2 separate regions of the Homo sapiens genome follow, and region 2 is linked to region 1. The links are chromatin contacts, found by Hi-C or POLR2A ChIA-PET in ENCODE. All regions are on one chromosome and are shown on one strand. The core of a region is the stretch at or near the end of the contact, and the rest is flanking DNA. Distances in the headings are between cores, read along the strand shown.

Region 1 (5,902 bases), core at 2,837-5,336:
CTGGTGGCATGCAATGCCCAAAGAGCTGCCTCAGGTTACCCTGGCAACCAAGGGACTTACCTCAGTGCCAGGGATGGTGCCTGTCACTAAATGAGGTGCCCCTGACAGGCCATTAGACCCTCTGGCTTTCTCATCTATCAAATGGGGATCGAGTTCCCTCTTTGATCCATTGCCTGCCCTTTTCCTAGCCTGCTCTGAAACACAGGGAACTACATTTCCCAGGACTGCTGGTGAGGCTCAGCCAACAGGGGCAGTGGCAGAAGCCTGGAAGGTAGAGGTGGTGAGAAGCCAGGTGGTCCTCCCTCCAATGTGGACAGCATCTCACGCGGAGGAGGCCTCCGCCCAACACTGCCCTGGGCTCTGCTAAGGTGCCCTACTCCTTGCGCCCTTCAGCTCTGGTTGCTCATCTAGGGACTGGCCTCTGCCCCTTTTTGGTTTCTCTGCTCCTCCCCAACTTTTTTAACCAAATTCCCTGTATTGAATTCCTTCCGCTAAAATACCTAGAGTGGATTCTGTTTTCCCAACAGATACACCTGCCTTGTCTATGTCTTAGGGGCATCTGAGAATCAAGGGAGAAGACACACCATGGAAAATGAAAAGCACCACAGGATGATTTTATAGAAATGTCCTCCTCTCTTCCACGATGTACAGGCACGCTGTGGGCATGCAGTTTAAAGCTCCCCAAATGAAATGATACAATGTTCGAGATTTGTTTCAAAATGATCCAAAGGCAGAGGAATGGATGAAACAAGACTGGCCATGTGTTGGTCACCAAAGAATCTGGTGACAACTGTGTACATGCAGGCAATATATGCTATTTCTACCCCTGTAAATGCCTGAAATTCCCCATTACTAAAACAACTCAAGTGGGGCGTGGTGGCTCACGCCTGCGATCCCAGCATTTTGGGAGGCCAAGACGGGAACACTACTTGAGACCAGGAGTTCAAGACCAGCCTGGGCAACATAGCAAGACCCTGTCTCTACAAAAAAATTAAAAAGTTAGCAGGTGTGGTGGTGTGTGCCTGTGGTCCCAGCTACTCAGGAGGCTGAGGTGGGAGGATCACTTGAGTTCAGGAGTTCGAGTCTGCAATGAGCTAAGATCGAGCCACTGCACTCCAGCCTGGGCCACAGAGATACCCTGTCTCAAACAAACAAACAAAAAAACCAAACCAAACTAAGAAACAAATCAAAACCAACAGGTCTGTATTCTGTTGGTGGGGATACACCAGGTTCTAGTGGCAGAACCGTCTTTGAGGGCAACTTGTCAGTTCATTACATCAAAACCATGCATATCCCTGGACCCAGCAATTCTGGCTCCAGTAAAAACACTGGCTCAAGAACCCAGAGCTTCTTGGACGAGGCTCCCCACTGCAGCACTACTTGAGAAAGACGAAAAGATGAAACCCAAGAGTCTCTCATTAAAGAATCAGTAAATACATTTTGATATGTCCATATGATACAGGCAGTCATTAAAAAGAAAGAGGGTACATTTAACATGCTAACGTGAGAACATGTCTAGAGATAGTCATCAGAGACAAATGCTAGCTGTGAAGAAAAAGTATTTATCACGTCACATTAAAACCTATGTGCTACCCAGAGGAGAAAACTCTGGTAAATGTAGTGATATCCACAAACATGACTATAGCATTTACCATGTGCCAGGCACTGCTCTAAACACTTTACATATATTTTCTTTTCTTTTTAAGACAGAATCTAGCTCTGTCACCCACGCTGGAGTGCAGTGGCATGATCTTGGCTCACTGCAACCTCCGCCTCCCAGGTTCAAGTGATTCTCCCGCCTCAGCCTCTGGAGTAGCTGGGATTACAGGTGTGTGCCACCACACCGGGCTAACTTTTGTATTTTTTGTAGAGATGGGGTTTCGCCATGTTGCCCAGGCTGGTCTTGAACTCCTGGCCTCAAGTGATCCATCAGCCCCAGCCTCCCAAAGTGCTGAGATTACAAGCATGAGCCACCATGCCCAGCGCACACATCATACTTTTAAAAATTAAAAACTACACACGTGGAAATGAATATACAGCACTCGACTCAAATGTGAAAGAAAGGAGTAGCTCCAAGCCTGCTCTTCGGACAACTTTGACTATATTGTCTCTTGGACGACCCAGGAGAAGCCAGAAATTCCTCCACAGGCAGAGCCATTCTGACGTGCATTGAAAGTGAAAGGATACAACATTTGAAAGTTTAGAAACTTTAAAACAATAATAATGACGGTGATAGTGATAATAATTGCTAATGCTTTCAGATCACATATGTGTTAGGCGCTGTTTTTTTGTTGTTGTTGTTATTGTTGAGACAGTCTCACTCTGTTGGCCAGGCTGGAGTGCAGTGGTGTGATCTTGGCTCACTTCAACCTTTGCCTCCTGGGTTCAAGGGATTCTCCTGCCTCAGCCTCCTGAGTAGCTGGGATTACAGGCATGCGCCACCACGTCGGGCTAATTTTTGCATTTTTAGTGGAGACGGGGTTTCATCATGTTGGCCAGGCTGGTCTCGAACTCACGACGTCAAGTGATCCACCTGCCTCGGCCTCCCAAAGTGTTGGGATTACAGGCGTGAGCCACCATGCCCAGCCAGCACTGTCTTAAATGCTTTACATATATTATCTCATTTAATCCTCAAAATACCTTACAATATAGATACTACTATTATTTCCATTTTATATTTATGGCAGCTCTGAGGCTCAGAGAGGTGAACTAACTTGCTGGGTTACATGGCAGGGTCAGGATTCAAACGCAGGTCACCGGCTCCAGAATTTGCCTTCCAATGCCTGTGCTGACTGGGCCTCTCTTGGAAAGGGGAGCCTGAATTAGGTTAACAGGGGCATGAAGAGGCACTCAGCCAGACTCACCATCAGAGCATTAAAACCCCGGAGACCCCACTTGACACCCTTCGGATTGGTGAAACTGGGAAGCAGGACAACAGCAAAGTGGCGAGAGGTATGGGGAAGCGGGACCCTCCTGTGCTCTCGGGGGAACGCGGGTCAGAGCAGCCTCATAGAGAGCTCAGGAGTTCAAGATCAGCCTGGCCAATGGAGCAAAACCCCAGTTCTACCAAAAGTACAAAAATTAGCTGGGTGTTGTGGCAGGTGCCTTAATCCCACCCCTGGGGAGAGAGAATGCCTATCTCCGGCTGCAACTGACTCCTGGGGGTAAGCCCCATGGGTTCCTAAGGCAAAGGTAGGCGGATGCTCACTTGAAGCATGGTTTGAAGTGGGGTGGAGCTAGGGGCAACCTGGATGCCCAACACCAGGGGACCAGACACGTGAGCCGTGGCAGATGTACAGCATGTACAACTGTTCAGCTGCCAGACGCCATACACTGGACACACATCCAGCAACGTGGCTAGATGGCGAACACATGCTATTTGGTGAAAACCAGAAGAAACCGAAAGAATGAGATACAGAGCTCCAAACCCCGGAAGCTGACTCTTTACTCAAACCTCAATATATATTTTGCAAGGATGTGTGCACAGCTACAGACACACCGGAAATATTTCAGACTGGGGGAAGGAATGAAAGGACCTATAGAGGATGAAGATGGAAAGAGAAACAAAAACCTTCCCAGTGACAAGGGAGGAGACACCCATTTTTTTTCCCCACCATCAGACAAGTAGTCTTTGGCAGCCAGACTCCACTTGCCCCCTGTCCACCCCCCGCTTTTTTTTTGAGATGGGGTCTCGCCCTGTCGCCCAGGCTGGAGTGCAGTGGCGCAATCTCAGCTCACTGCAACCTCCACCTCCTGGGTTCAAGCGATTCTCCTGCCTCAGCCTCACGATAGCTGGGACTACAGGTGTGCACTACCACACCCAGCTAATTTTTGTATTTTTAGTAGACACGGGGTTTCACCGTGTTAGCCAGGATGGTCTCTTGACCTCATGATCTGCCCGCCTCAGCCTCCCAAAGTGCTGGGATTACAGGTGTGAGCCACCGCGCCCAGCCTGCCCCCTTTTTTGGGTGTTAACTGAGGGTGGATGATGCAGGAGGCAGAAATTGGACGCAAGTCACTAAACTTCTTCAAAAGAAAACCACACTTCTTTGTTCTCAAATGCCACAAAATCTGTTGGGCCTGACACGATTTGCTAACTTAGGGAGGGGACTTGGTCAGGGACTGAGCTTGGCAGGCATTAATGGTTGTCTACTCAGTTTCCACTTCTGCTTTTTTCAGCTACTAGACAACAGAACCCAGTTGGTCAAGAGTGATCAGGATGTGGCATTCCTCTAGTAACTTGACCGGCCTGGTTGAGGGGCACGTGACCTCAGCTGGACCAGCTGTAGACTGAGGGGAACCACTTATAACCATCAGTGGGGTGTGTTCTCTCTCTCCTGATGCCTGTGGACAAGGGCAAGTGGCCCTGATTATCACTGGAAGCCATTCTGGAACCAAGAGGCATACAGAGGCCTTTGGAGGCTGAGAACCTGAGTCCCTGACAGACATGCTTGAGCTGCTGATCCTATCCACCTGGTGCCCATCCACCCCTGGGCTTCTAGAACACATCACATGTCTTAACCATTGGCCAGATGGTGCCAGGGTTGTTACTTGCAACTAAAAAGCATCCTGACTGAGAACCACAAAGCAGCCTGCTATCTTTTAATTGTTAAACAAGAGAAAATCTCTGTAGGAGGGAAATGGGGCATTAGAGGCATGAACAGGAAGGGCCAATTCATCCTAGTGTATGGGAAATGTTCACCCAGGCTGCATGTCCCCTGCCCACCCAGAGGCACACGCACGATTCTCTGTGCACGAGAGCTCAGGAAACCCTCTGCAGTGGGTCACTGTTTCCCTCACATCCTTTACCACAGTGGAGTTACCGCCGGTTTCCCATGTTGTATTTCTCCTGATGACGGCAGGGGGTTAATCCCCAGCTGACTGGAGCTGAGGATGAGAGACAGGACCAGAAAGCCCAGCCTGGCACTCCTGCAGCTGCTCTGTTCCTGAATCAAAGGTCGGACTTCAGGATCTGGACTGCCGCTGGGGTCTCTAAAATGACACGTGGTCCGAGGCCCTCCATGAGGAGACCTGGCTGGCTGCGGTGTCACATCCCTCCGTCAGCATCAAGGGAAAGATACCAGTGTGGCAGGGGCGGGCAAAGGAGCGTGCGCTCTGGGGTCAGCCCGGCCCGGGTTCAATCATCGCTCTACCCACAGATCGCCTGTGACTGCCTCTACTATAAAGTGAGTGGCAGGAGGGATCGAGGTCGAAGGAGGAAAAAATAACACAAACCTACCCAGTGAGACATTGTGTCACTGGCCATGTCGGTTCATTCATTCAACAAATATTTACTGAGCAGCTCTTTCGGGCCAGGTCCTGTTCTAGATGCTGGGGATATGGCAATGCACAAGACACAGAATTCCTATGGTCAAACAGGAGCTCACAGGCTATACTATAGGGTGTAGACAGGCAATACACAAGCCCACAAATCCACTGTGATATGTGCCATGAAGAAAATAAACCAGGTGATATGACAGAGAGAGGAATGTGTAGGAGTGTGTGTGAGTGCGTGCGTGTGTGCGTGCGTGTGTGTCGGCGGGGGAGAACAGGCTGGCAGGAAGTATAGCAGAGTGATTATGAAGCCAGATGGTCTGGGTTCAAATCCTGGTTCTGCCACTTCCTACCTGTGTGGCTCACGCAAACAACCCAACTTATCCGTGCCTCAGTTTCCTCATGTGTAAAACTGGATAGTGCCTGCCTCACAGGGTTTTTGGGAGGACTAAGTGGGTCAACACCTATAACATACTTAGCAGTGGGGACCACGCCTGGCTGGGGAGCCCATCCACTTAAGGGTCTCTGGAAGAGCCACTCAACCACCCAGGTGGTGCTGTTAGGCAGCCACAGCTACAAGCCATGTGGGTTTTCTGAGACACGATACACCCAAGTGCTCTCAAAGAGA
Region 2 (5,968 bases), core at 906-3,405, 240 kb before region 1:
CCCGGGTTCACACCATTCTCCTGCCTCAGCCTCTGGAGTAGCTGGGACCACAGGCGCCCGCCACCAGGCCCGGCTAATTTTTTTTTGTATTTTGAGTAGAGACGGAGTTTCACCGTGTTAGCCAGGATGGTCTCGATCTCCTGACCTCTTGGTCTGCCCACCTCGGCCTCCCAAAGTGCTGGATTACAGGCGTGAGCCGCCGCACCCGGCCCACATGATACATTTTACACAGCGCTTATCTCCCACACCTCGTCCAAGATGGAGGGAACCCTGGCTCCTCCGCATCCTCGGGCCTGGCCTAGCCTGATGCTATTAAACGGTCACCTTGCAAACCAGCTCCCCGCGTTCTGCCTCTCTCTTCATCAAGCAGTCTTCTGGCAACTGGACTAGAGACTTGCCTATGCGGACTAAAGGCGTGGGCCCGGGGACACGAGTGCCTGCTCCCCGGGGCGGTCCTGGTTCTCATGATGAATTAATACACTGGCAGTCTCATTCTCACTTGCCTTCCCACAGAGCCTGCCTGCCTGGGAGAGAATATGCCGGCAAAGGACCCCAGGCACTAGCAGCCCTGGCAGTGTTTAGCTCTTTACAGACTCACATGGGAGCGCCTCGAGAGACACACATTGCAGCCAGTCAGATGCCAATATGTGCTTTCTGGACCTGCAAGGCGGGGCCGGACTCTAGGGAGACAGCTAACCTGCCTGCTCCCAGGAACACACAGCCACTCATGTCCCCTGGCTATGTTCACTGTCTACTGCCTGAGTTCTCAACACTTCAGCTCCCTTCCTGAGGAGGTAACAAACAGCCAGGATGGACAGATACATTTGCTAAAGGCAACTCTTGACTGGGATAGCTCAGAAAAGGTAGCAAAAGATAGTTCTCCCAAGTCCTCCTTCATAATGAATCACAGCTGACGATAGAAATACAGTAACTGGGTCAACGGTGGCTCACAGAGACAACACCAAGTCATCAAAAAAACATGTTAGGGGGAGTGCCGCTGAAAATATTTTTATTTATTTTTTACTTAAAGGCCAGTGTAATTGTTTGTTTTTTCAGTTAAAGTGAAATGTTTAGCTGGGCACAGTGGCTCACGCCTGTAATCCTAGCACTTTGGGAGGCAGGCAGATTGCTTGAGCTCAAGCGTTTGAGACCAGCCTGGGTAACATGGTGAAACTCCATCTTCACCAAATACACAAAAATTAGCCAGGTGTGGAGGTGCACGCCTGTAGTCCCAGCTACTTGAGAGGCTGAGGCACGAGAATCACTTGAACCCAGGAGGTGGAGGTTGCAGTGAGCCAAGATCACATCACTGCACTCCAGCCTGGTAGGCGACTAAGCGAGAAAAAAAGAAAAAAGTGAAAATCTTTAACATAGGATTTGGATGGCCAAACCCTCGGGTCTCTGGAACACTCGGGATGGAGCAGCCCCAAAGGGCCAATGTCTCATCACCACCAGCTCTCAGGAAGTCCTTCTCACTCAGCTAAGAGCCAGGGCACGCTGCTGGGAGGTTTAGGTTTTAATTTAAACTGTGAGGTTATCAGGGTCAAAATTACCTTGATTCCACAGAACTCCTCGCAGGTGAGGGCCGCAAAGAGGATGGATTCCAGGACGTATGTTTGTTTTAACTTGATCGGTAACTTGGCTGGGTGAGCTATTCAAGTCACTTGTCCCACAATTAAAAATAACCCAAATAGCGGCCAGGTGCGGTGGCTTACACCTGTAATCCCAGCACTTTGCGAGGTTAAGGCAGGCAGATCACCTGAGGCCAGAAGTTCAAGACCAGCTTGGCCAACATAGCGAAACCCCATCTCTACTAAAAATACAAAAATTAGCCAGGCGTAGTGGTGGACACCTGGAATCCCAGCTACTCAGGAGGCTGAGGTTGCAGTGAACCGAGATTGCTCTACTGCACTCCAACTTGGGCGACAGAGCAAGACTCTGTCTCAAAATAAAATAAAATAACCCAAATACCCAGGGAACAAGAGGGGCAGCCCTGTCGGAGTGGATCAAAAAGCCTCTGCTCAAGAAGGCAAGGCTACTTCCTCTTTGGTCTGCTCTGAAACTTGCACTTAGTAAAGTGGGAGAAAGGAAGCTGGGTCACGCTGGCCCCAGCTCTGCCCTGTTGTTTTGCTCCCTTTCTGGGAAGAGGAGGAGTGAGGGTCTGCTGTGAAACCACTGTACGGCCACCAGGACATTCACACGGTGCCTGTTTCTTCTGCTTTTTAAAACGTCACCCAGATTCCACTGTCAAGAACTAATAAAGAGAGGAAAGTATCCACATTCCAGTTAATAAATTGTCTCTAAAGAGCAAAATCTGGCTGGGCACAGTGGCTCACGCCTGTAATCTCAGCCCTTTGGAAGGCCCAGGTGGGAGGATCACTTGAGGCCAAGAGTCCAAGACCAGCCTGGGTAACATAGGGAGACCCCCGCCTCTATAAAAAATTTCAAAATGAGCAAGGTGTGGTGGCATGTGCCTGTAGTCCCAACTACTCAGGAGGCTGAGGTGGGAGGTTCTGCTTGAGCCCAGGAGGTGGAGGCTGCAGTGAGACCCTGTCTAAAAAAAAAGCAGGGGCTGGGCGCAGTGGCTCATGCCTGTAATCCCAGCACTTTGGGAGGCTGAGGCAGGCAGATCACAAGATCAGGAGATCGAGACCATCCTGGCTAACAAGGTGAAACCATGTCTCTACTAAAAACACAAAAAATTAGTTGGGCGTGATGGTGGGTGCCCGTAGTCCCAGCTACTCAGGAGGCTGAAGCAGGAGAATGGCGTGAACCCGGGAGGCGGAGCTTGCAGTGAGCCAAGATCGCGCCACTGCACTCCAGCCTGGGCGACAGAGCAAGACTCCGTCTCAAAAAAAAAAAAAAAAAAAAAAAAAAGGAAAAAAACAAAAGCTCCAACTACTGCCATCTCACCTGTGACAGTGGCACATTTCTTGAGGCACTCCTCCTTGGTCAGGTAATTATTGCTGTTTCCGTCACAGCCCCCATACACAAACAGCTGGCAGGATCCGTCAGTGACATTGTACCACCACCTAGGCATGGAGGCCCGGCATCTGCCCACCACCTTCGACACCAGGCAGAAGTCTGAAACGCGAAGCACAACCCGGTTAGCTTGGCAGGGCAATCCTGGCAACAAAGGACACGCACAGACCTGTACATGGATCCCCCAGGAGAACCAGAGCCTTGAGTTCCAGCAGTTCCCCTGTGAGCTGTTTCCCAAGCCCAGATCGTCAACAGGCCCACTCAGTGCTTCCTTCCTTGTATAAACACATCACCCAACAATAAAGACAGCAACCCACCCACTGAACTGTATTTCAGTTGTGTGTTTTGTCCCCTGTCCCCATTATTGAAGACATGCACATCCAGTGTAGAAACATAACTTTATTTATTTATTTTGGAGAGAGAGTCTCACTCCATCGCCAGGCTGGAGTGTGGTGACTCGATCTCAGCTCACTGCAACCTCTGCCTCCCAGGTTCAAACGATTCTTTTGCCTCACCCTCCTAAGCAACTGGAACTACAGGCGTGCGCCACCATGCTGGGCTTTTTTTTTCTGAACTTTTAGTACAGATGGAGTTTCACCATGTTGCCCAGGAGGGTCTTCAACTCCTGAGATCAAGCAATCCGCCTGCCTCGGCCTCCCAAAGTGCTGGGATCACAGGCACGAGCCACTACGCCCAATGGAAACATGACTTAAAAAAAAAAAAACAAAACAAAACCTGACTCCAAGACCCTTCTGGATGCTGCCCCATCCCACAGGGCCAAGGGGAGCTTAGGGCTGAAAGGTCAGAGCCAGAGAAGTGAAGTTGGGAAGGAGAGGCGCTATCAGCACCCTCGGTAGTCCTCACACGTGCTTTTCCTGATCTTTCCTGTCCACTCTCTGCCCAGGCAGGCCACAGGACACTCAAATTACTGGAAGAGCCTCAGAAGGAAGCTTCTTAACTCGAGTGCCTGCAGCCCAGCCCATGGCTCCAAAGACAACACAGGTCCTACCCCTGCACCACGGCTTGTTACAGCTCCTATTTGGGCACACCAAGATGGGCCTGGGTTTCAAGGCACCCTCAAATCTGGCCCTACTTTAGTAAAAGGGAAACAAAAGCCAATGTTATAAAATTCCAGCCAGAAACACTTCTTGCAAAAGGTCGGTACGCTCTCTTGAAAGGGAGAGAGAAACAATTGCTAGAAGCAACACCTGCACCAAAATAAGCCTTTCCACTGGAAGGATTGAAGGCGACCTGAAAAGAAAACAGCCTGGCTGTGTGGCTCCATGTCTGCTCCTGTATCACGGTTATCACCCCTCCCTAACCCTGGCCTTCACCCACCTCTGCCTGCTCAGCACAAGGGCATTCCAACCTGCACAGGGCCTGGCACAGGATGCTTGATAAACATGTCTCCAATAAAAGCATCCCACAGCCAAACGCTTGCTTAGATGTTGTCATTGACTCCTCGCTAGTTGTTTTCATGTTTGTTAGGTTTGTTTCACCCACTAGGGATATATCTTCTGTTGTGTCTCCCCAAATATGTCACAGTGATGGGCATGAAACCAGATGTTCCACAGAACACTAATCAACGGACAAAAAAGGTTGCTACTCTGCAAAACAAACAAACACATACATGCCTCCAAGGAAATCCCACCCACACAATAGATCACAGGTAAGTAGCACAGCAGAAAAAGCATCTTCTGAAGCAGGAAATTCCCTATCATTTGAAAAAAGCTAACCATGAAAAGTCACCCGTTAGAGGGTACCTTATCTAGACACTTCATATGAATGAAAGTGTACAGTATGTCCATAAAAGGCAAATCAATAGACACAGGAAGTAGATGAGTGGCTGCTTGGTACTGGGGGTGGGAATGGGGAGTGATGGGTAAAAGGATCTTTAGGGGATGATGAAAATGTTCTAAAATTGGATTGTGGCAATAGCTGCACAGCTCTGTAGAAGGTGCTAAAATCCTTGGATGATATACTTAAAACGAGTGATTTTATGATAATTTTTTTTTTTTTGAGACAGAGTTTCACTCTTGTTGCCCAGGCTGGAGTGCAGAGGCGTGATCTCCGCTAACTGCAACCTCCACCTCCCAGGTTCAAGCTGTTCTCCTGCCTCAGCCTCCCAAGTAGCTGGGATTACAGGCATGCACCACCACACCTGGCTAATTTTGTATTTTTAGTAGAGATGGGGTGTCACCATGTTGGCCAGGCTGGTCTCGAACTTCTGACCTCAGGTGATCCGCCCATCTCAGCCTCCCAAAGTGTTGGGATTACAGGTATGAGCCACCGCGCCCGGCCTATATAATTGTTTTTGAGATAGGGTCTTCCTCTGTCACCTAAGCTGGAGTGCAGTGGCAGGACCATGGCTCACTGAAGCCTTGCCTCCTAGGCTCAAGTGATCCTCCCACCTCAGCCTCCTGAGTAGCTGGGACTACAAGCAGAAAAAAAATTTTTTTTTTAAATAGGGGCACCTTTTGTCCATTACACATCAACCAAAACCAGCTGGCTGTACACCTGGAACAGGTACAATATGCCAAAGGTCACAAAACACATAATCAACAAGGTCCAGAGAAAACAGCAGGAGGAGGTCCTCTGGTGTGTGACTCTGCCCACCCCAACGCTGGGAGCAACACTGCCACCAACAAGACGAGATGAAGAGGACCCACGTGGGACCCAATTACAATCCAAAGCTGAAAACAGCATCAAGGCAAGAGCACCCAACAGCTACAGAGGCGCCAGCAGCCTCTCCGCCGCCCTGCCACAGTGAGCCCTGGCAGCCCCTCTGGCTGCTTTGTGTCTTAGCTTCCTAAGCAGTGTCAGACACAGCCTTTTTCCACAATAAACTTCAGGGGAATATTGTACACCTTAAATGGGTGAATCATATGGCATGTGAATTACATCTCAAAACAAAAACCAATAACCTGAGGGAGGGCCCAACAACACCCGGCGCCCAGGCAGGAACCACCCGACACCACACCTGAGA

The links. A loop is a pair of places that touch in the nucleus more often than their neighbours do. ChIA-PET counts read pairs that join two places held with the same protein, here RNA polymerase II (POLR2A). Pooled maps may share reads with other maps.
Region 2: a pooled map shows a loop between it and region 1 (2.4-fold over the local background). The contact joins two enhancer-like sites. A Hi-C loop is called at or near these places in 1 of 50 pooled maps. POLR2A ChIA-PET finds 5 or more read pairs at or near these places in 3 of 52 experiments (B cell, activated CD4-positive, alpha-beta T cell and activated CD8-positive, alpha-beta T cell).

What each region holds. Positions count from the first base shown.
Region 1 is chr19:38,046,860-38,052,761 of GRCh38, reverse strand. All of the region lies in intron 2 of SIPA1L3 (signal induced proliferation associated 1 like 3), which reads right to left. Among named protein-coding and RNA genes, the nearest start is that of SNORD152, 110 kb to the left of the region's middle. RefSeq lists enhancers at 1-405, 3,142-3,671, 4,325-5,073. Within about 2 kb of position 4,086, at least 13 of the 41 ENCODE cell types and tissues checked have a DNase peak (open chromatin) inside an H3K27ac peak, as active enhancers do; they include B cell, where a contact is called at or near this core.
Region 2 is chr19:38,280,743-38,286,710 of GRCh38, reverse strand. SPINT2 (serine peptidase inhibitor, Kunitz type 2) reads right to left here. Exons shown (of 7, transcript NM_021102.4): 2 at 2,914-3,084. Among named protein-coding and RNA genes, the nearest start is that of SPINT2, 19 kb to the right of the region's middle. Within about 2 kb of position 2,155, at least 5 of the 41 ENCODE cell types and tissues checked have a DNase peak (open chromatin) inside an H3K27ac peak, as active enhancers do; they include B cell, where a contact is called at or near this core.